Regions from separate parts of the Homo sapiens genome. Here regions 2, 3 and 4 are each linked to region 1. The links are chromatin contacts, found by Hi-C or POLR2A ChIA-PET in ENCODE. All regions are on one chromosome and are shown on one strand. The core of a region is the stretch at or near the end of the contact, and the rest is flanking DNA. Distances in the headings are between cores, read along the strand shown. Region 1 overlaps CMIP (c-Maf inducing protein). Region 2 overlaps PLCG2 (phospholipase C gamma 2). Region 3 overlaps LOC105369213 (a long non-coding RNA gene). Region 4 holds the start of GCSH (glycine cleavage system protein H).

The links. Hi-C counts contacts between places; a loop is a spot of excess contacts on that map. ChIA-PET counts read pairs that join two places held with the same protein, here RNA polymerase II (POLR2A). Pooled maps may share reads with other maps.
Region 2: a loop to region 1 is called in a pooled map, with 2.3 times the contacts of the local background. The contact joins two enhancer-like sites. A Hi-C loop is called at or near these places in 13 of 37 single-sample maps with no recorded cell type and 5 of 50 pooled maps. POLR2A ChIA-PET finds 5 or more read pairs at or near these places in 2 of 52 experiments (GM12878 and H1).
Region 3: a loop to region 1 is called in a pooled map, with 3 times the contacts of the local background. The contact joins two enhancer-like sites. A Hi-C loop is called at or near these places in 6 of 37 single-sample maps with no recorded cell type and 5 of 50 pooled maps. POLR2A ChIA-PET finds 5 or more read pairs at or near these places in 5 of 52 experiments (A673, H1, T-cell and 2 more).
Region 4: a loop to region 1 is called in a pooled map, with 8 times the contacts of the local background. The contact joins the promoter of GCSH here to the enhancer-like site in region 1. A Hi-C loop is called at or near these places in 7 of 50 pooled maps. POLR2A ChIA-PET finds 5 or more read pairs at or near these places in 2 of 52 experiments (CD8-positive, alpha-beta memory T cell and activated T-cell).

What each region holds. Positions count from the first base shown.
Region 1 is chr16:81,467,033-81,471,923 of GRCh38, forward strand. The region is part of intron 1 of CMIP (c-Maf inducing protein); the gene reads left to right. Among named protein-coding and RNA genes, the nearest start is that of CMIP, 25 kb to the left of the region's middle. RefSeq lists an enhancer at 2,799-3,299. Within about 2 kb of position 3,004, at least 14 of the 41 ENCODE cell types and tissues checked have a DNase peak (open chromatin) inside an H3K27ac peak, as active enhancers do; they include GM12878, where a contact is called at or near this core.
Region 2 is chr16:81,834,282-81,839,054 of GRCh38, forward strand. All of the region lies in intron 2 of PLCG2 (phospholipase C gamma 2), which reads left to right. Among named protein-coding and RNA genes, the nearest start is that of PLCG2, 57 kb to the left of the region's middle. RefSeq lists an enhancer at 2,702-2,891. Within about 2 kb of position 2,575, at least 4 of the 41 ENCODE cell types and tissues checked have a DNase peak (open chromatin) inside an H3K27ac peak, as active enhancers do; they include GM12878, where a contact is called at or near this core.
Region 3 is chr16:81,743,339-81,747,976 of GRCh38, forward strand. All of the region lies in intron 2 of LOC105369213 (a long non-coding RNA gene), which reads left to right. It also overlaps a transcript of PLCG2 not described here. Among named protein-coding and RNA genes, the nearest start is that of PLCG2, 34 kb to the right of the region's middle. RefSeq lists enhancers at 2,214-2,833, 2,723-3,172 and a silencer at 3,796-3,988. Within about 2 kb of position 2,998, at least 13 of the 41 ENCODE cell types and tissues checked have a DNase peak (open chromatin) inside an H3K27ac peak, as active enhancers do.
Region 4 is chr16:81,094,464-81,099,027 of GRCh38, forward strand. GCSH (glycine cleavage system protein H) reads right to left here and starts at 1,932. Exons shown (of 5, transcript NM_004483.5): 1 at 1,668-1,932. The coding sequence starts at 1,815. RefSeq lists silencers at 1,349-2,018, 2,169-2,268.

The DNA of each region.
Region 1 (4,891 bases), core at 1,754-4,253:
TTGAAGCTGTCCATCCTCGCTGGGCAGGAACAAGGATCTTCTTGGGCTCTAGAAGTTTTTTTTAGTTGAGCGAGTTTCCATCCCACCAGGCAAGGGGCTTAGGCGAGGTTGTGTGATGTGGGCCCACGCCCTTGGGCTGGACGTGGACCCATGTTTGTCACCGGTCCCTAACACTCACTCTGGGACCTGGGCACATCCCGCAACCAGTCTGAGTGCCCCAGCCTGGTGTTCCCATCCCAGATGAGGCGCTTGACAACCTTCTGCCCCGTTGGGAAGGTGGGACAAAGCCTGCCTAGTGAGGCAGGGGCTTAACATAGAGCAGCCTCTATAGCAGTGCCCCCAGCAGCGGTGCCTCTCCCCCTCTGTGAGGCTCCCCTCAGTTTCTCTTTACCCCGTAAAGGCCTCCTGTGAGAAGATGAGAGGATTTGAATGCGCCACCCTCAAAAATGGCATTTATACCCCAGGTTTGGTCTGGAAAAAAGAGGAATTTAGTGTTTTTACTTTTCCTGGCCTCTTCTCTTTTGCTCCTTTATTTTTTTCTTTTTCTTCTTTATTTTTTTTTTTTTGAGATGGAGTCTCGTTCTGTCACCCAGGCTGGAGTGCAGTGGCATGATCTTGGCTCACTACAACCTCCGCCTTCCAGGTTCAAGCGATTCTCTTGCCTCTACCTCTCGAGTAGCTGGGATTACAGGCATGTGCCACCATGCCTGGCTACTTTTTAAATTTTTATTAGCAATGGGGTTTCGCCATCTTGCCCAGGCTGGTTTTGAACTCCTGGACTCAAGCAATTCACCTGCCTCGGCCTCCCAAAGTCCTGGGATTATAGGTGTGAGCCACCGTGCCTGGCCTTCTTTTTTTTTTTTTTTTTTTTTGAGGCAGAGTATTGCTGTATTTCCCAGGCTGGAGTACGGTGATGAAATCACGGCTTACTGCATTCTCAACCTCCCAGACTCAAGCGATCCTCCCATCCCAGCCTCCCCAGTAGCTGGGATCACAGGAGTGCACCACCATGCCCGGCCCTTGCTCCTTTGTTTCTAATGTGGGGCTCCTGTGGTCCTCTAGTCCAGGTGAACAAGTCTTTGAAATGCACGATCAGGGGCAACCTTTTGGGTAGCTTTTTGGAGCCCAAGATAATGAGCGGGCTTTCCTGGGCAGGGGCCAGAGGGCTGGGGAGGCAGAAGGCCATGGTTCTCTATGTTCATCTCAGGCTCCCAAGCCTGTCTTCAAGATAAACTGTAAAGTGTGCTCACTCTCCCACTGCCCACTCAGACCCCCAGGTGATGTGTCCGTTTTCTGGAAGTAGAGCGCAAACTCAGAGAGAGGCCGGGGCTGGAATTCCAGCTCTGCGGCCCCATCTGCATGAGTGTCCCTCTCCTTGCGGGTAAATTGAGGGCAAGGATGGAACCTTCCGCACCTTGTAGGGTGAGAACGAAGTGAGAAGTGAGCAGATATGCCCCAGGCCTCTCGCAGGGGCCTGCGCGTGCCGTGCCCTCTGTGCTTTCAGAGTGTTCTCTCATTCAGCAGTTAGGCATCGTGCCTGAAGCATGCCCTTATGGGGCACCTCCTGGGTACCAGGCATTGTGCTAAGGGTTGGGAGTGTGGAGACAACAGCATGGGAGAAGAGAGTTATGGACAATCGGTTCCAGTGCCCGCAAACGAGGGTGACTCAGGGTGGGCACTCGTGGGAAGCAGCAGGGTCCCTGGAGAGAAGGCTGCTGATCCAAGAATGGGTCCGCTCAGGCCAGGAGGAGAAAGCAGGGAGGAGCTTTCTGGGCAGAACACAGCATTGGGAAAGTCCGAGGGGCCTGGTGAGGCCTGGCACACGCTCCATAGGCCTCAGGTGTATTGAGTGGGCTGGGGGCTGGTGGAATTGTGGAGGGCGGACGCAGTGAGCTGCCTGCATGCTGGCCTTGGGACTTTGGACTTCAACATGGAAGCCGAATTACAGGAAGGCCCCATGAACGTCTTGTTCTTTCCTACTCCGCTTTGAGAGGACCTAATTCTTTGCCCCGATTTGGATCAACCTTAGGCCCAAGAACCTGGCAATGGCTGAGCTGATCAGGAGTGTGGGGCCCAGTTCGTTGCCAACAGGGAAATGTCCTCTGTCCCTCAACCTTTGACGTTGGTGGGGAAACCCAAAGGGGCTGGCAGCCCTTGGGGTCATTCTGGACTAGAAGCATCTAGACCCAAGATAATGCAAAGAATTGTCACGTATAGGAAAACTGGGATCAGCCCAGGCCAGTAATCAAAACAGCATGTTGGAAGTTCTACCTTGGGCTCTGCCACTTGCCTGCTGTGTGACCTTGGTCAAGTAACTTCACCTCTCTGAGCTTTTGTTTTTCATCAGTACAATGGGGCAGATAGCGGTACCAACTCCATGGGCTTCTGTGAAGGATTCAGTGAGATAATGCACATCTGGTGTTAGCCTTGTGTCTGACACAGAGAAAGTATACAGGAAAAACAGAGGGCTCTTATTACTGCCGTTACCACTGTCATTGCTACTGTTACCAAGATTACAGAGGAGGGGACCTGACTACACCCAAGGTCTGAGGGGCCAGAGAGGGCTTCCCAGGGCAGGTGACGTCAGGCTTTGGAGTCAGACCTTCTTAAGTTCAGGCTTTGCCTGAACTGTGGATTCACAGTTCTTCAGAGAACTCACTATGTGTGACATTGGGCAAGTTAGTTATTGAAATTAAGTTGAGCATGTTATTTACATTCTGATTACGTTAGTTAAACTCTACCTGGAAAATGGGATAATAACACCCGACAGCCAGGCTGCCGTGGGAGTATCAGAGCCACCAGGCCAGTTCTGTTTGAACATTTCCCTGAATGTCTTGGAGGATGGGATGGGGAGGGATGAGGAGGGCCTTCTTTGGGGTCCTCCTGTCTGCTGCACCCTTGACCTTGTCTGGTGTCTGACAGCAGCAGCAGGTAAAGAGCAGGCCTCAGTGATCTCCTGCATTTCCTCTGGCCCTCACTGGGAGCTCTTGCCTTGCCTGACAGTTCACCAAGTACTGTGTACTATCTTGTGCAGAAATCATGAGCAGGAGGAAGAACAAACCACTTCCTCTACAACCTTCAGATTTATCAGACACAACTTTTGACAGTTTCAGTTTAAAGAGAATTTCAAAAGAAGATGTTGAAAGCAATAGGGAAATAAAGCGGCCCCTGGCCTCAGCTCTCTGCTGCTTCCACATTTGAGACAAAGGCGCCGCAGGGATGCTGGGAGAGAGCCCCAGCGGTTCAAGAGGTGCCCCATCCAGGCGCCCCGTCCAGGCAGCTTGGGTCCAGAGCCTTCTTTGCACGTGCAGCCTGCTGGCTGTGGTGGCTGGGGTTCTGGGCATCTGCAGGGTGCTTTTCATGTCCTGGGAGTAGTGGCGTTTGCACAGAGGCCGGGTCACAGAGACAGATGTTTCAGAAGTTTGACCTCAAAACAGCTTTCTTTTCCCTTGGGTTGTCTGGAGAAAGTGCTAAAAATAAGGCTGGATCTGAGCAGGCGCTGCTGACAGGCCACCTGGAGGTTCGAGTCCACCACGAAGGTGGAGTCTTGGGGTTATACTGGCTGGAGCCATAGGAAATTGAGATTTAAAAAAGCTATTAAAAAGATTATAAATGAGATCTTGCTGTGTTTCCCAGGCTGGTCTTGAGCTCTTGAGCTCAAGGGATCCTCCCACCTTGGTCTCCCATACTGCTGGGATTACGAGCATGAGCCACTGTGCCCAGCCAAAATTGGGATTTTGTAAGTAGAAAATGATTAAATATTGGTTCCATATAGTTTGTAAGTAAACACAATTCTTGACTTCCTCATGTGATCTCTTCGCTGTAGCCCTGAAACTCCTGAGATCAGTACAAAAAGAAATCCTTTCTTGGGAAAGAAAAGGGAGTGTTATGATTGGTGTACATACACATAGGCACACACATATGCATACACACATGCACACAGGCACAAACGTGCATACACACATGCACACAGGCACACATGTGCGCACAAACATGTGCATACACACATGCACACAGGCACAATGCGTGCATACAAATATACCCACATGCACACACACGTACACATAAATGCATGTAGACATACTTGTGCATATACACATATACATGCATACATATGTACATATACACGTATACACATAGGCACAATACATGCATATAAATATACTCACATGCGCACACACATACATGTACACATACATGCACACATAGAAATACATATACACATACCATATATACTTGCTTGTACACACAGGCACAATATATGCATATAAATGTACCCACACGCACACATATGCACACATAAATATGTATAGGTGCACACATATGTATACATGTATGTGTATACATGTGCATATGCATATACACGTACAAATGCATACACACATACATGTACATGCACATACATTTGTACATGCATATGTACACATACACATGTATGCAGACATGCACACAGATACATAGGCATACATATACACATGTGCAGACATGTAATACACATACCAGTGTACACATACACACATGTGCACACACACATGCATACACAAATACACACACACACACAGTTATACAGTAGTCCACTCTCATCCTTGGGGGATATGTGTCAAGATTCCCAGTAGATGCCTGAAATGGTGGAGAGTACTGAACCCTACATAGACTCTGTTTCATCCTACGCGTACATACTGGTGATAAAGTTTAATTTATACATAAAATAAGGGTGACTTGAACACAAGCACCATGATACCATGGCAGTGGAATTGAGTACAGAGAGGGCTGCTGAGTGACTCACAGGCAGCTAGGACATGCAGTGTGGACAAACTGGACAGAGGGAGGACTCACGTCCTGGACAAGATGCAGCAGGACAGTGTGGGATTGAAGACTAAAGAATTGTCTG
Region 2 (4,773 bases), core at 1,325-3,824, 370 kb after region 1:
AGTAGGTGTTTCTGCCCTGAACTTGACCTCGGAGGGCTCGGTGTTCTGCTGGCTGCTGGCAGAATTGTGAGGGCGGTCTGTGTGAGAGTCTTAGCCCAGGAGCCGGCGCGGGTGGTGTTGGAGAACTCTGGGCCTGCAGCTAGACTGGCAGGACTCAGACCCCAGCTTGCCCAACCTGCCTGAGCCTCAGTTTCCCCTTCTGCAAAATGGAGTTGATGATAATGGTAGTTACTTAGGGCTTTGGGAGAGACCGCTGAGATGATGGACAGAGAGCACTCGTCACGTGGTTGATAGACCCTGGATCTGCAGAGCTGCTGCTGCTGCTGCTGCTGTTGGGAGTTTCAGAGCTGGGGCTCCTTGAGGGATGTTCCTGAGAGGAAGATTCTGGTAGGACCCACCTGGGACAGGGTGAGATCTGAGCAGGGTGGGGAGGAGAACCCACTGGACCAAGGCATGGCTGCCCTTTACAAGGGCTCCCAGGACGAGGACAATCTCCTTTAACAAAACCTCCTGCCAGTCCCCAGAGCTTCTTGGCCATGAGCTGAGGAGTTTTTATTTGTTCCTTTGGTCTTTTATGGCTAACTCTGGATTCCTCTTGGGTGGATGGGGAGGCAGCCTTGGTCCATTGTAGAACTGGGTACTACTGCAAAAGTGCCAAGTCCTTGCTGTAATCTGCTCTCTGGAGAACAGACCCTGTGGGCAGGGGAAAGGCCCATTGCCCACCTCCTGGTGTCATGAACACTGTTTTTCTCAGTGGGAGGAGGTGGAGGTACCCAAAGAGGAGGAAGTGGCCTTCCAGGTGCCACTTACTTGGTTTGGTGTCAGCTCTGTTATTGATTCACTGTGTGACCTTGGACAAGCTCCTTGTCTGCTTTGAGCCTTAGAATTTTATGTCTGCAAAATGGGTATAATAATGACTCCTCTGTCGTAGGGTGGCTGGCACGAAATGGGATAATTTAGGTGAAGCAGTTAATATACTACCTTACGTACAGCTAACACTTAGTAAGTAGCTGTTATAATAATAATGAAGATGGCCGGGTGTGGTGGCTCACACCTGTAATCCCAGCACTTTGGGAGGCCAAAGCGGGCAGATCACCTGAGGTCAGGAGTTTGAAAGCAGCCTGGCCAACATGGCGAAACCCCATCTCTACCAAAAATACAAAAATTCGCCGGGTGTGGTGACACTACTTGGGAGGCTGAGGTATGAGAATCGCTTAAACCTGGGAGGTGGAGGTTGCTGTGAGCTGAGATTGTGCCATTGCTCTCTAGCCTGGGCGACAGAGCAAGACTCGGTCTCAAATATAATAATAATAATAATCATAATAATAATGATAATAATTGAAGATAATAGGAAAACCATGTTATTACCTATATTAGTGTCCTGTGGTTGCCATAACACAAGTGCCACAAAATGAGGGACTTAAAACAGAAATGTACTTATTCCCTTGCAGTGTGGAGCTTAGAAGTCTGAAATCAAGGTGTTGGTAGGGCAGTGCTCCCGCTGGAGGCTCTAGGGGAGGATCCTTCCTCTCCTCTTCCTGGCCTCTGGTAGCTGCTGGTGACCCTGGGTGTCCCTTGGCTGGTGGATATTGGCACTCCCATCTCTCCCTCTGAGTGTGTCTCTGTCCAAATTTCCCTCTTACAAGGACAGTAGTCTTGGGTTAGGACCCACCCTAATCCAGCATGAGCTCATCTTGACTACATCTGCAAAGACCCTATTTCCAAAGAAGGCCACATTCACACATACCAGGGACTGGACTTCTATGTATGTTTTTGGGGGATGCAGTTCAACCCCCAACATTACCCGTTTATACTTTCTTTCCAGGGCCACCAAGGACAAGACCAGAGTCATTTTCATCCTGAATTGGTGTCAACTAGTGTTTTCATACCCTAGAGACTATCCAAATGACACAGCTGACCCAATCCCTGCATTTCTCAGAGGGGGAAACTGAGGCCCAGGGAGGTAAAATGACTCTCCCAAGGTCACACAGTAAGGTAGTGGCAGTGGGACTGGATCGTGGATCTCCTGGTGCCCTGTATTGGCCCACGTGTCAGCCATGGACTCGTATTCCCACTGGTGGAGCCAAGAGGTTTTTGCTGTCTGCAGGGGAGAGCACTTTGGATCTTGGCTTCTCGTTTCATCCTTCCCTTGGTAGTGGTTAAGAGTGCAAGCTTTGGGCCGGGCAAGGTGACTCATGCCTGTAATTCCAGCACTTTGGGAGGGTGAGGTGGGTGGATCACCTGAGGTGAGGAGTTTGAGACCAGCCTGGTTAACATGGTGAAACGCCATCTCCAACAAAAATACAAAAGTTAGCCGGGCATGATGGCACACTCCTTTGGTCCCAGCTCCTTAGGAGACTGAGGCAGGAGAATCGCTTGAACTCAGGAGGCTGAGGTGCAGTGAGCTGAGATTGTGCCACTGCACTCCAACCTCAGCAACAGAGCAACACTATGTCTCAAAAACGAGTGCAAACTTTGGAGCCTGGCCATTCAGGTTCAAGTTCTGGCTCAACCATTGTGACCTTGAATGAGTCAGTGACTCTCTCTGCTTCAGCCTCCCCACCTGTGGAAGGAAGACAGTCATCTCAGCCTTACATGAGTGCACAGGTGTCAGGACCCCTGCTGTGCACACGGGCATGTACTCAGTGTTTCTGTGCATGTGGTTTCCCTTCCCTTTCCTCCTGTTTGGTTTTCTCTGAAGCCGAAAGGTCCTTAGTAGGAAGTTGAGGACCAGCGTTCTCCATGGGAAGACTCAACATCAGTTACAACTCTAGAATTTATTCCAGGCCATCCAAGTTAAGGTAGTTGTCTGTATTTTGAGAACCTTTCTCTTGCTGTAAAAAGCAAACAAAAACAAAAAAAGACAAACTAGCAAACTCAAAGAACGAGAATACATATACATGCAGTGCTGCTTCAGATGGAAGTCAGAAAAGTGTGTGATCAAATGAAAGGCTGTTGTTGAAAGGGAAGTCTGCATTTACTCTTCTGCCAGTTCTCAGACTACCTCAACTCCTTGCTGACATTCCTAGGAATTGTGGTCCCAGCTGGCTTCTATAGCTGTGTGACCTTTGCCTTTTCCAAACGAGTGGGCACCCTGCAGGCCACTTCCTCTGGGTTTCAGTGCCCAGCTTATCAGGAGGCTGCATGAACATCTATTTCTAGCTGGGCGGGAAATAGGACGGGTCCTGGCAGAAGGCGGAGCCCAGAGGTGGCTGGTAGAATCCCCTGGGAGGAGTAAGGGATGCTCTCCGCAGGGACCCCCGTGTCGTGGGTGCCATGGCAAAGCGTTAACAACAGGCAGTGCCTAGGGAGCCTGAACCAAGGTTGGGAGTGTGGTTTCCTTCTCAGTTCCCTTTCCGTCTTCCTGATTATGACAAGAACATCTGTTTGGTACCAACATGTGTTTTTTTTTTTTTTTTTTCTCCTTGATGCTGTGCATTTTTTTCCATTGGAATTTTTGTTGAGATAATTGAAGAATCACATAAAGATGTAAGAAATGATACAGAGAGATCTCATGTGAACGTTACCCAATTATCCCCAATGGTAATATCTTGCAAACCTGTAGTGCAGTATCACAGCCAGGATATTAACATTCACAACATTCATAGAACCCACTACCAGTCTTATTCAGATTTTCCCCCATTTTCCTTGTACTTGTGTGTATTTAGTTATGTACAATTTGGTCACATGCATAGCATCCTATATCTGCCATCATAGTCAAGAGACTAAAGCAATGTAATGATTTCTTACACCAATTCCATTTCCAAAATTTTAACATGTCTGTCTTTGAAAGATACTAATTTTCTTTTTTTTTTGAGGCGGAGTCTGGCTCTGTTGCCCAGGCTAGAGTGCACTGGCTTGATCTTGGCTCACTGCAACCTCTGCCTCCTGGGTTCAAGTGATTCTCTTGCCTCAACCTCCCAGCTTCCCAAGCACCTGGGACTGTAGGCACCTGCCACCATGCCTGGCTAATGTTTATATTTTTAGTAGAGATGGGGTTTCACCATGTTTCCCAGGCAGGTTTTGAGCTCCTGGCCTCATGTGATCTGCCTGCCTTGGCCTCCCAAAGTGCTGGGATTACAGGCATGAGCCGCCGTTGCCAGCCTGAAAGATATGAAATGTCTTTATTAAAATATAACTTGCAGACATAAAAAAGAATGAGTTCATGTCCTTTGCAGGGACATGGATGAAGCTGGAAGCCATCATTCTCAGCAAACTAACACAGGAACAGAAAACCAAACGCCGCATGTTCTCACTCATCAGTGGGAGTTGAACAATGAGAACACATGGACAGAGGGAGGGGAACATCACACACCAGGGCCTGTCAGGGGGTGGGGGCAAGGGGAGGGAGAGCGTTAGGACAAATACCTAATGCCTGCAGGGTTTAAAACCTAGATGATGGGTTGATAGGTGCAGCAAGCCACCATGGCACAGGTATGCCTATGTAACAAACCTGCACGTTCCGCACATGTATCCCAGAACTTAAAGTAAAATTAAATATATATATATATATATATATATATATATGTAAATAACATAGATGTGGTAAAATGCACACATGGTGCATGTAAGGCTCAAGGCTTTAAGCATGGGTCCACCTCTGTGGCCATTCCTCGGGTCCCGGTGACCCAGTCCTCTCTTTAGGTGACACCACTCTGACCCCATCAGTGAGTCTTGCATGGCTAATTGGCTTTGTGCCTCTCTTAAAGGCTTCTCATTTCCCTTTATGACTCACAGAACCAAGCCGAGGGTTTTGCTTCCAGCAGACAACTA
Region 3 (4,638 bases), core at 1,748-4,247, 280 kb after region 1:
AGACCCTATCTCAAAAACAAAAACAAAACAAAAGAACCGGTGTGCTCTGTCTCTTGACTGGACCGACTGGCACAGACTTGCTGGAACACTGGTCACCCAGGCAAAGAGCCCAGGTAGAGCGACCTGCGTGGTCAAAAGCCAGGAGGCTGGAAGGAGTGAGGGACATTTCCGGAGCCAGAGGCCACAGTGGCCAGAGGGGAGTGAAAGGGGTGAGGTTGGGCTCAGGAATGGGCACCTCATGCACCCTGAGCTGATGAGAACCAGACTTAGGGCTTTTATTGGAACTGGTGGGTTAGGAGATCCTCTCTCTTGTGGATGTGAAGCCAGGAGAAAGGAAAGCTGCAGCTATGCAGGGCTCCTGTGGGAGACAGCCTGCCTGGAGGTGAGGCCCATCCCAAGGGAGGGAGAGTGGCGAGATGAAGAAAGACTAAGTCCCAATGACATTGTTGGAGCCCCTTGATCCAGCTGTGACTGTGGCCCTTGGTTTTCAGTTACATGAGGGGATAACCTCCTTTTTTTTCTTTTTCTTTTTTTTTTTAAGACAGAGTCTTGCACTGTTATCCAGGCTGGAGTGCAGTGGTACGATCTTGGCTCACTGCAACCTCCACCTCCTGGGTTCAAGCAATTCTCCTGCCTCGGCCTCCCAAGTAGCTGAGATTACAGGCATCCGCCACTGCACCCAGCTAATTTTTTGTATTTTTAGTAAAGACAGGGTTTCACTGTGTTGGCCAGGATGGTCTCAAACTCCTGACCTCGTAATCCACCCGCCTCGGCCTCCCAAAGTGCTGGGATTACAGGTGTGAGCCACCGTGCCCAGCCAACTTCCCTTTTTTTTTTTTTTTTTGTTTGAGATGGAGTCTCACTCTGTCACCAGGCTGGTGTGCAGTGGAGTGATTTTGGCTCACTGTCAGCTCCGGCTCCTGGGTTCACGCCATTCTGCCTCAGCCTCCCAAGTAGCTGGGATTACAGGTGCCCGCCACCAAGCCTGGCTAATTTTTGTATTTTTAGTAGAGACGGGGTTTCACCATATTAGCCAGGATGGTCTCAATCTCCTGACCTCTTGATCTGCCCGCCTTGCCCTCCCAAAGTGTTGGGATTACAGGCGTGAGCCACCGCACCCAGTCCCCCAACTTCCCTTTTTGATTAAAACAGATTGAGGTGACTTTTCTTCTCACTTGTAACCAAAAAAATTCCAAATCTTTTGGCACTCCATAAATAGCAGTCATGATGGTGAAGCTGGTGGGGATGATAAGGAGGCAAGTTTGTTTTTTTTAAGATAGTCGTGCTCTGTCACCCAGACCATGGCTCTCTGCAGCCTTGACCTCCTGGGCTCAAGTGATCTCCTACCTCAGCCTCTTGAGTAGCTGGGTCTACAGGCATGGGTCACCATACCCAGCTAATTTTTTTTTTACAGGCAAAGTCTCACTATGTTGCCCAGGCTGATCTTGAACTCCTGGACTCAAACAATTCTTCCGCCTCAGCCTCCCAAAGTGCTGGGATTACAGACATGAGCTACTGCTCCCAGCCCAGGAATTGGAATTTTTTAGGGCATCTGGAGAGGTGAAAAAGGGGGCCAACAGGCTGGATGCTGCAGGAAGGAAGGGGAAAGGAAGAAGGGTTGGTTTTTCTGGATTCAAAGTGTCTCATCTTAACTCCAACCCTGGACTTTAAAAATAATGTTATGCAGTGGAACCTTTTTCCTGTTGATTCCATAAACATTCAGCAAAGAATATAAGATGATTAAGTGCTGGTTGTAAATGACCTCCAGCAACGGGGCTGGGTTTTGCATCCAGGTCACTGCAGGGCTGAACTAGAAAAGGTTGTGTTGGGTAACCCAGCCCAAGATTCAATCTTAATCGGTCTAAGCCAGTGGTGGCATTCCTAGCCTCCCTCCCACTGATTGGCCGGGAAGGGCATATGACCTAGTGCTGACCCATGAGAGGTAAGGAGAGTTGCCGGAAGCCTTCTTGGATGACCTGTGGCCACAGGAACCTCTCTTTTCTGTAAGTTGCAATATCCCTTAGGGTAGTCACTGAAAATCTTCATGTTTGACCATCCTCTGCCTTTCCCAAGTTGAATTTTGCTCAGTTTCATCCAAACAACGACTATAACTCAGGGTTGCATTCAACATATTTAACAACCGAGATAACATGGACCCTGACTAACTAATAGCCACTGGCCACAGACTGCAGGCCATATGGTAATTACCAGCTGGATGTCAACCCCAAGTCTGCTCCCTATTATGGGCTGCATGTAGTTGGCTCCTGGGGATACAGAGATAAATTATGTGGATTTACTGTTCTCAAGGTGGGCAGTCTGGTAGCTTCTGTAAGAAAAAGTAGGTTAGGTCTAGAATGCCAATGTTTCGCATTTTCCCTGTAAATCTCAGGTTCTGACCTTGGCTGACATTAGGGTCAGGGGGGAGCTTGGCCCAGGCTGATTCAGCAGATCTGGAGGGGCATGGGCATGTATGTTTAAACAAAGTCCCAGTTGGGAACCTCTGCTTTCAGCTATCCATTCAGAGGCCGAGTTCAGCGGCCAGACGTTATTCCTGAGCCTCCTGGCTGTCATACAGCGAACGACCTGACTCTCTGTAGGGGCGAGACTAGCCCATTCAGAGGTGCGTCCTTCCTTTTTCTTTAGAAGGGAGCAAGTGTGTAAAGGAGGAAGAACAAGGGTGCACTTCTGGGGACAACATAATGTCACAGAACCAGGGAAGGAATTTCATGGCCCCTAGAAAACTCAATAGGCAAGAGGATGCCATAGTCGAATGGAACCTCTATTAACCCCAAAGTCAGACAGGACCAGCCCATGGGTGCTCAGGGCACTGTGGCACAAACAAGGCCGGCCTGCTGGATAAAGGGAGGTAGAAACGCTTTCAGCCCTCCCCGGTGCTTCCCGGTTTATAACTTCATCTACTCGTGACACGTGGGGGTCCGCCGCCGCCACTGGCAGGGTGCCTTGAGTGCTTGAGTTTTCGCCCCCAGCACAGGTGGAGAACCCAACTCCCAGAAAACATCTGGGGCGGAAACGGAAGCATGGCCGCAGCGGTGAACGCACTGCATTCTGGGAAATGTAGTCGAAACGGCCGCTGGGGCAGAGTGAGCACCCACAGTGGTGCCTTCTGGGGAGGGTCGTTTTCACGTAGTCCAAGAGCCAGGGGTGGGAACCGCGGGGCTCTCACCCCAGCGCCGGGAGGGGATGAACAACTTTTGGATTTTGAATTTAAGTGTAGGATTTCGTTTTGTCAATCTCCAACCCTAACACCCAAGGAGGCAGAGAATAAGAGCAATATACACTTCTGTGATGCCATTCATGTCTGCATTGATTATTTCTCCGTCGAACTTGAGTAAACAGGCAGTTTAACCTCCCAAGCATCTGTAAAGTGGGCATATTAATAATTCCCACTTCTCAGGCTTGATAACGTCAATCAGGTAACTGGTACAGTGCCTGACACACCTTCATTGCCCTCTTCTCTTGGAACCAGTGGAGCCTACAAAGCAAACAGATGTGCTTTGTAACCAGGAGTATGAATTCTGCTCCAGGAGAGCACGGGGGACTTTGTCATATTTTGGGAGTTGTAATTTCATTAAATTCCAGCCAAAATTCATAGGCAAAAACTTAAGGAAATCTTGTCACATAAAGGGATTCAGCAAAGGTACACCAACCACCTTGCTAGCCAGGACACAGTGAGATGAAAGTTAAAAGCATATGACAAGCTTCTGGGTCAAGCATTCTCAAACAGTACTAGCGATAGTATTAATGGGTTTATCCTCTATAAAGAGTAATTTGGCAATAGCTTTCAAAATTACAAAGGCATATATGTGCAGCTTCAGTGATTCCCCCTCTAGGAATTTCTCCTGCAGACATACTCCAAGATTTTCAAAATGACAAAAGTTTAAGAATATTAATGGGACTGGGCGCGGTGGCTCACACCTGTAAGCCCAGCACTTTGGGAGGCTGAGGCGGGCAGATCACTTGAGGTTAGGTGTTTGAGACCAGCCTGGCCAACATGTTGAAACCCCATCTTTACTAAAAATACAGAAACTAGCCTGGCGTGATGGTGGGTGCCTGTAGTCCCAGCTACACGGGACACTGAGGCACAAGAATTCCTTGAACCCGGGAGGTGGAGGTTGCAGTGAGGTGAGATTGTGCCCCTGCACTCCAGCCTGGGCGACAGAGGAAGACTCTGTCTGAAATAATAATAATATTATTAATGGTAGTATTGTTTTTTAAATAAATGATTGGAAGTCATCTACACATCTGTGGATAGAGGATGAGTTACATCAATTGTGATGTATCCATATACTGGAATACCATGCAGCCATTTAAAATAATAAGGTGCAACATCATCTATATAATATTCTTGCAAAAAAATGTTTAACCTAAATCTATTATGAGGAAAGAAACAGAAATTCAAGTTAAGAGAGATTTGCAAAATGCCTGGACACTCAAAAATGTCAGTGTCATAAAAGACAATATGGACTGGCGGACTGTTTTAGATTACAGTAGACTAGAGACATGACTGTTAAATGAATGACTTTTTTTCTTTCCATTTTTTTTTGAGATGGAATCACCCAGGCTGGAGTGCAGTAGCGTGATCTTGGGTCACTGCAACCTCTGCGTCCCAGGTTCAAG
Region 4 (4,564 bases), core at 682-3,181, 370 kb before region 1:
CACTGGATGCCAGCCTGGGCGACAGAGCGAGACTCCATCTCAAAAAAGAAGAAAAAAAAAAGGAACGAAAACCACAGACTTGAAACTAAATTCTTATCTGAGAAATGCTTTACCTTTGTATTCAAATTAGTGATGTAGGGATCCCTATCAGAAACAGAGCGGACAGACTATTAGCAAGACAGCATAAGTAAATCTTTATGCTACAAATTTTGGAATAAATTTATCAACCATTCCAGCTCCAAACAGGTTTCTAAAACAATGAGCTAATGAGACAAGAGCCATCACTGATCTACGCAATCGAAGCAGAGGAGCAGTCAGTGTATCAAACATTTGGGCGTAAAGAAAATTGTTGGCCTGGCGCGGTGACGCACGACTGTAATCTCAGCACTTTGGGAGGCTGAGGCGGGTGGATCACTTGAGGTCAGGAGTTTGAGACCAGCCTAACGTGGCGAAACCCTGTCTCTACTAAAAATACAAAACTCAGCTGGAGGTGGTGACGGGCGCCAGTGAACCCAGCTACTCGGGAGGCTGAGGCAAGAGAATCGCTTGAATCTGGGAGGTGGCGCTTGCAGTGAGCCGAGATCACGCCGCTGCACTCCAGCCTGGGCGACAGAGCGAGGCTCCGTCTCAATAAAAAGAAAAAAAAAAAAAAAGAAAATTGTTTTTCCCCTGCAATAATTGTGCTGAAGTAGCACAAATGGCCGAAACATTCATGGGCAGGTTTCCCAGTTATTTCAAGTCCGTTTGAGTTAGGGCTCATTTCAGCAAGCACACACATGAATGATCCAATACAAACTTTAGCAGAACTTCTGTTGAGTCCAGAAGACTTTATCTTACTTGTTTTGGGGAAATAGCTGAATCTTCAAAGTTATGATTGTTTTATCTAGTAAAAAAATCTAGATCTGGCGCTTTAATTTTTTTTTTTTTTTTTTTTTTTGAGGTGGAGTTTTGCTCTGTCGCCCAGGCTGGAGTGCAGTGGCGCGATCTCGGCTCACTGCAACCTCTGCCTCCCAGGTTCAAGCGATTCTCCTGCCTCAGCCTCCCGAGTAGCTGGGATTACATGCGCATGCCGCCACGCCTGGCTAATTTTTTGTACTTTTAGTAGAGATGGGATTTCACCGTGTTAGCCAGGATAGTCTCGATCTCCTGACCTCGTGATCCGCCCTCCGGCATGAGCCAACGCGCCCTGCCTGGTGCTTTAATTTTAATAAGCGCTTCTGTTTTAATTTTACTTCGGAGTTCTCAGTAACGGTCCATTTAGTAAACTAAAGGCCTCCCCATTTGGGGTCTCAACGATGCACGCAGATGGGAGATAAACTTAAGGCCACCGAGACGCTTAAGCGACACGTGCCTGGCTTCTGCAGCAAGCGGCCGACCTGCCCGCCGGACCCGCCGGGCCACCCCCGCCTCGGTGTCCCGCAGGCCTCCCCTCCCGGCTGCATGCAATCCCTAGGGCAAAGGCTACTCGCGGGTCCTCCCGCTACTTAAGGGGGAGAAGCGGCCGCAGAGCCAGGGATCCCAACAGAAATAAGAAGGGGGCAGGGTCCGCGCTCGCTCCGCCCCGGTGGCTCAGGAGCGGTGCCCCGGCGTCCTCCGTGTCCCGCTGGGCCCGGGACAAGCAGCCCAGGCGGGGAGGGAGCAGCCGCCCACGTGCCCGCCGCGCTTACCCGAGAGCAGAGCGGGTCCAGTGCGCAGCGTACGGACGGCGCCCACCCCCAGCTGCCAGGGCCTCGGCGGGCAGGGCGCGGCGGGTGACGGGACCGCGCGCAGGGTGCAGAGCAGGGCCCGCACGCTCCGCACCACTCGCAGCGCCATGTTCGCAGGGGTGCGGGGGTCGCAGCGCTACGCCTCGGCCACCCGCGCCGGGAGGCGGGGCGGGGAGGGGCAGTTCGCGGCCGGAGGGAGCCGGCTGGATGGAGGCGCGGAGGCGGTGCCGCGGGGGCGGGACAGAGCCTGACTGGGCAGAGCGTGGAGGGCGGAGACTCCCAGGCGAGGGGGCGAGGCAGGGTCTGATTGGCCAGCACGCGGAGACTGGGGACTCCAGGGCCTGGCGCGACCTCGGATACGGCGACGCGAAAGAGGGGCGTGGGCATGGGGAAGAACCTGAGGCCCGGAAGAGGCAGCACCGAGAGGCGGAGACTAGCGCGGCGGGCCTGGGTATGATTGGGCTGCCCGCAGGAGGGGGGCGGGGCCTAGCCCCAGACTGGGTTCCTTTCCACATGTGTATCTCTTTTACTGCCTCTGTCATAAGTTTTCAAAGGTGGTTTCACCACCTCACGAAGGAATTCAAGAACAAGTCGGAAAGTCGTGAAAGTACAGAGGTTTACTGCAAAGTACACACTGAAGAAAGGGCGGACTCAAAAGAGGGCCACACAATGGGGCTTGGGGTTTCCATCTTTATGGGTTTCTTTGAGAAATGGAATATACACAAAGGTTTCTGGAATAAGGTGGAGACTTGTCAGAACTGTGGTGCCACCCATTTTTACACCAAATATGGGTGTTCCCGGAATTGTTGTGGTGCCGGTGGGTGTGTGACTTAGTATGTTAATGAGTCCTAGGTGAAGCCTAGGTCAAAGCCACACCACGTTGGGTCCAGTTGGTTTTAGCCAGGTTGACCCACACCCTGGTTTTTCAGGGTCTTAGCCCATAGCTTGTGCAGCTATTTCAACAGTTTCCTTTTGTTAGACAGAACTGCAGCCTGGAAGTTTCTATTCTCCTTCAACTGCTCTGTAACGTTCCTGTCTCAAAGAGCCCCAGGGACCCCAAACAGGACCGGCAGAATCCAGAAGCTTACTTAAAAAGGAATAAAGACTTGTCCAAGGGTCATAAGTGGCTTCTTGGTGGAGACTGGACCCAAGCCAGTCACTAATGCAGAAATATTCAAAACGCAGAGAGCTGAGACCCAGTGTGCACAATTCCTTGTTTCATCGGCCAGCGGTGTGACCAAGGCCTTCCGAGAAAAGCCGAAGTCATCATCCCAATCCAAGAAGTCAGAAAAAAATTAGGTTCTGGGAAAAACCTCACCTTTAACACAGATTTTATGGAGTGGCCATGAGTCAGCAAAGAAATACTGTTCTGAAAAACACCTTAAGCTACACACACACCTTTAGTACTGTTACAGAAAGGGCTCCCAATCCAGACCCCAAGAGAGGGTTTTTGGACCTCATGCAAGAAAGAATTTGGGGAGAGTCTATAAAGTGAAAGCACGTTTAATAGAGAAGTAAAGAAAAAAAAGAATGGCTTCTTCGTAGACAGAGCAGCAGTATGGCTTCTCGACTAAGTGTACTTATAGTTATTTCTTGATTGTATGCTAAACAAGGGGTGGATCATTCAAGAGTTCTCCAGAAAAGGGGCAGGGATTTCCTAGAACTAACGGTTCCTCCGCTTTTTGGACTATAGGGTAACTTCTCTGGACGTTGCCATTGCATTTGTGAACTGTCATGACGCTGGTGGGAGTTGTTTTTTTTTTAACATGCTAATGCATTATAATTAGCGTATAATGAGCAGTGAGACCTACCAGAGGTCGCCATCTTGGTTTTGGTGAGTTTTGGCCAGCTCCTTTACCGCATCCTATTTTATCAGCAGGGACTTTGTGACCTGTATCTTGTGCCAACCCTAGCTCATCCTGTGACTAAGTGAGGCAGGTGAATCACTTGAGGTCAGGAGTTCGAGACCAACCTGGCCAACATGGAGAAACCCCCGTCTCTACTACAAATCCAAAGTTTAGCCAGGCATGGTGGCAGGTGCCTGTAATCCCAGCTACTCAGGAGGCTGAGGCACGAGAATCACTTGAGCCTGGGAGGCAGAGGTTGCAGTGAGTCGAGATCACGCCACTGCACTCCAGCCTGGGTGACAGAGCGAGACTCTGCTTCAGAAAAAAATACAAATAAAAAGAATGCCTAACCTCCTGGGAATGCAGCCCACCAAGTCTCAGCCTCATTTTACCCAGCCCATATTCAAAATGGAGTTGTTCTTGTTCAAACACCGGAAACAGTACCATAGGGTGCACACCATGGAGTGTGTGTGTGTTTGGGGAGCCCATACGTTGTTGCACTGAGCTTCTGCCCTGCTATGAACTTAGGGTTGCCACCACATCTGTGCAGTGGCTTGCAAGGGCCGTCATGCCCACTTTCTTTTGAGCAAATCATTCCCATCTATTGAGCCTTTGCTATGTGCCTGGCACTATGCACACATCTTTTTAATCCTCTCCAAACCTCTTTCTGGCAGGTGTTACACTCATTTCATAGATGAGGCTCAGAGGTGAAGGCACTTCCGAGGAGTGGGATCGGGGAGGCGTTTTTGTGGCTTAAGTAGCTCCTAGGTGGCAGTAGTAGACCTTGGCCTCTACACTGATTAGAAAGCAACTCTTCTTTTTTTCTTTTTTTTTTTCGAGACGAAGTCTAGCTCTGTCGCCCAAGCTGGAGCGCAGTGGCGTGATCTTGGCTCACTGCAACCTCTGCCTCCCGGGTTCAAGCAATTCTCCTGCTTCAGCCTCCCGAGTGGCTGGGACTACAGGACCACGTGCCACCACGCCCGTCTAATTTTTGTATGTTTAGTAGAGATG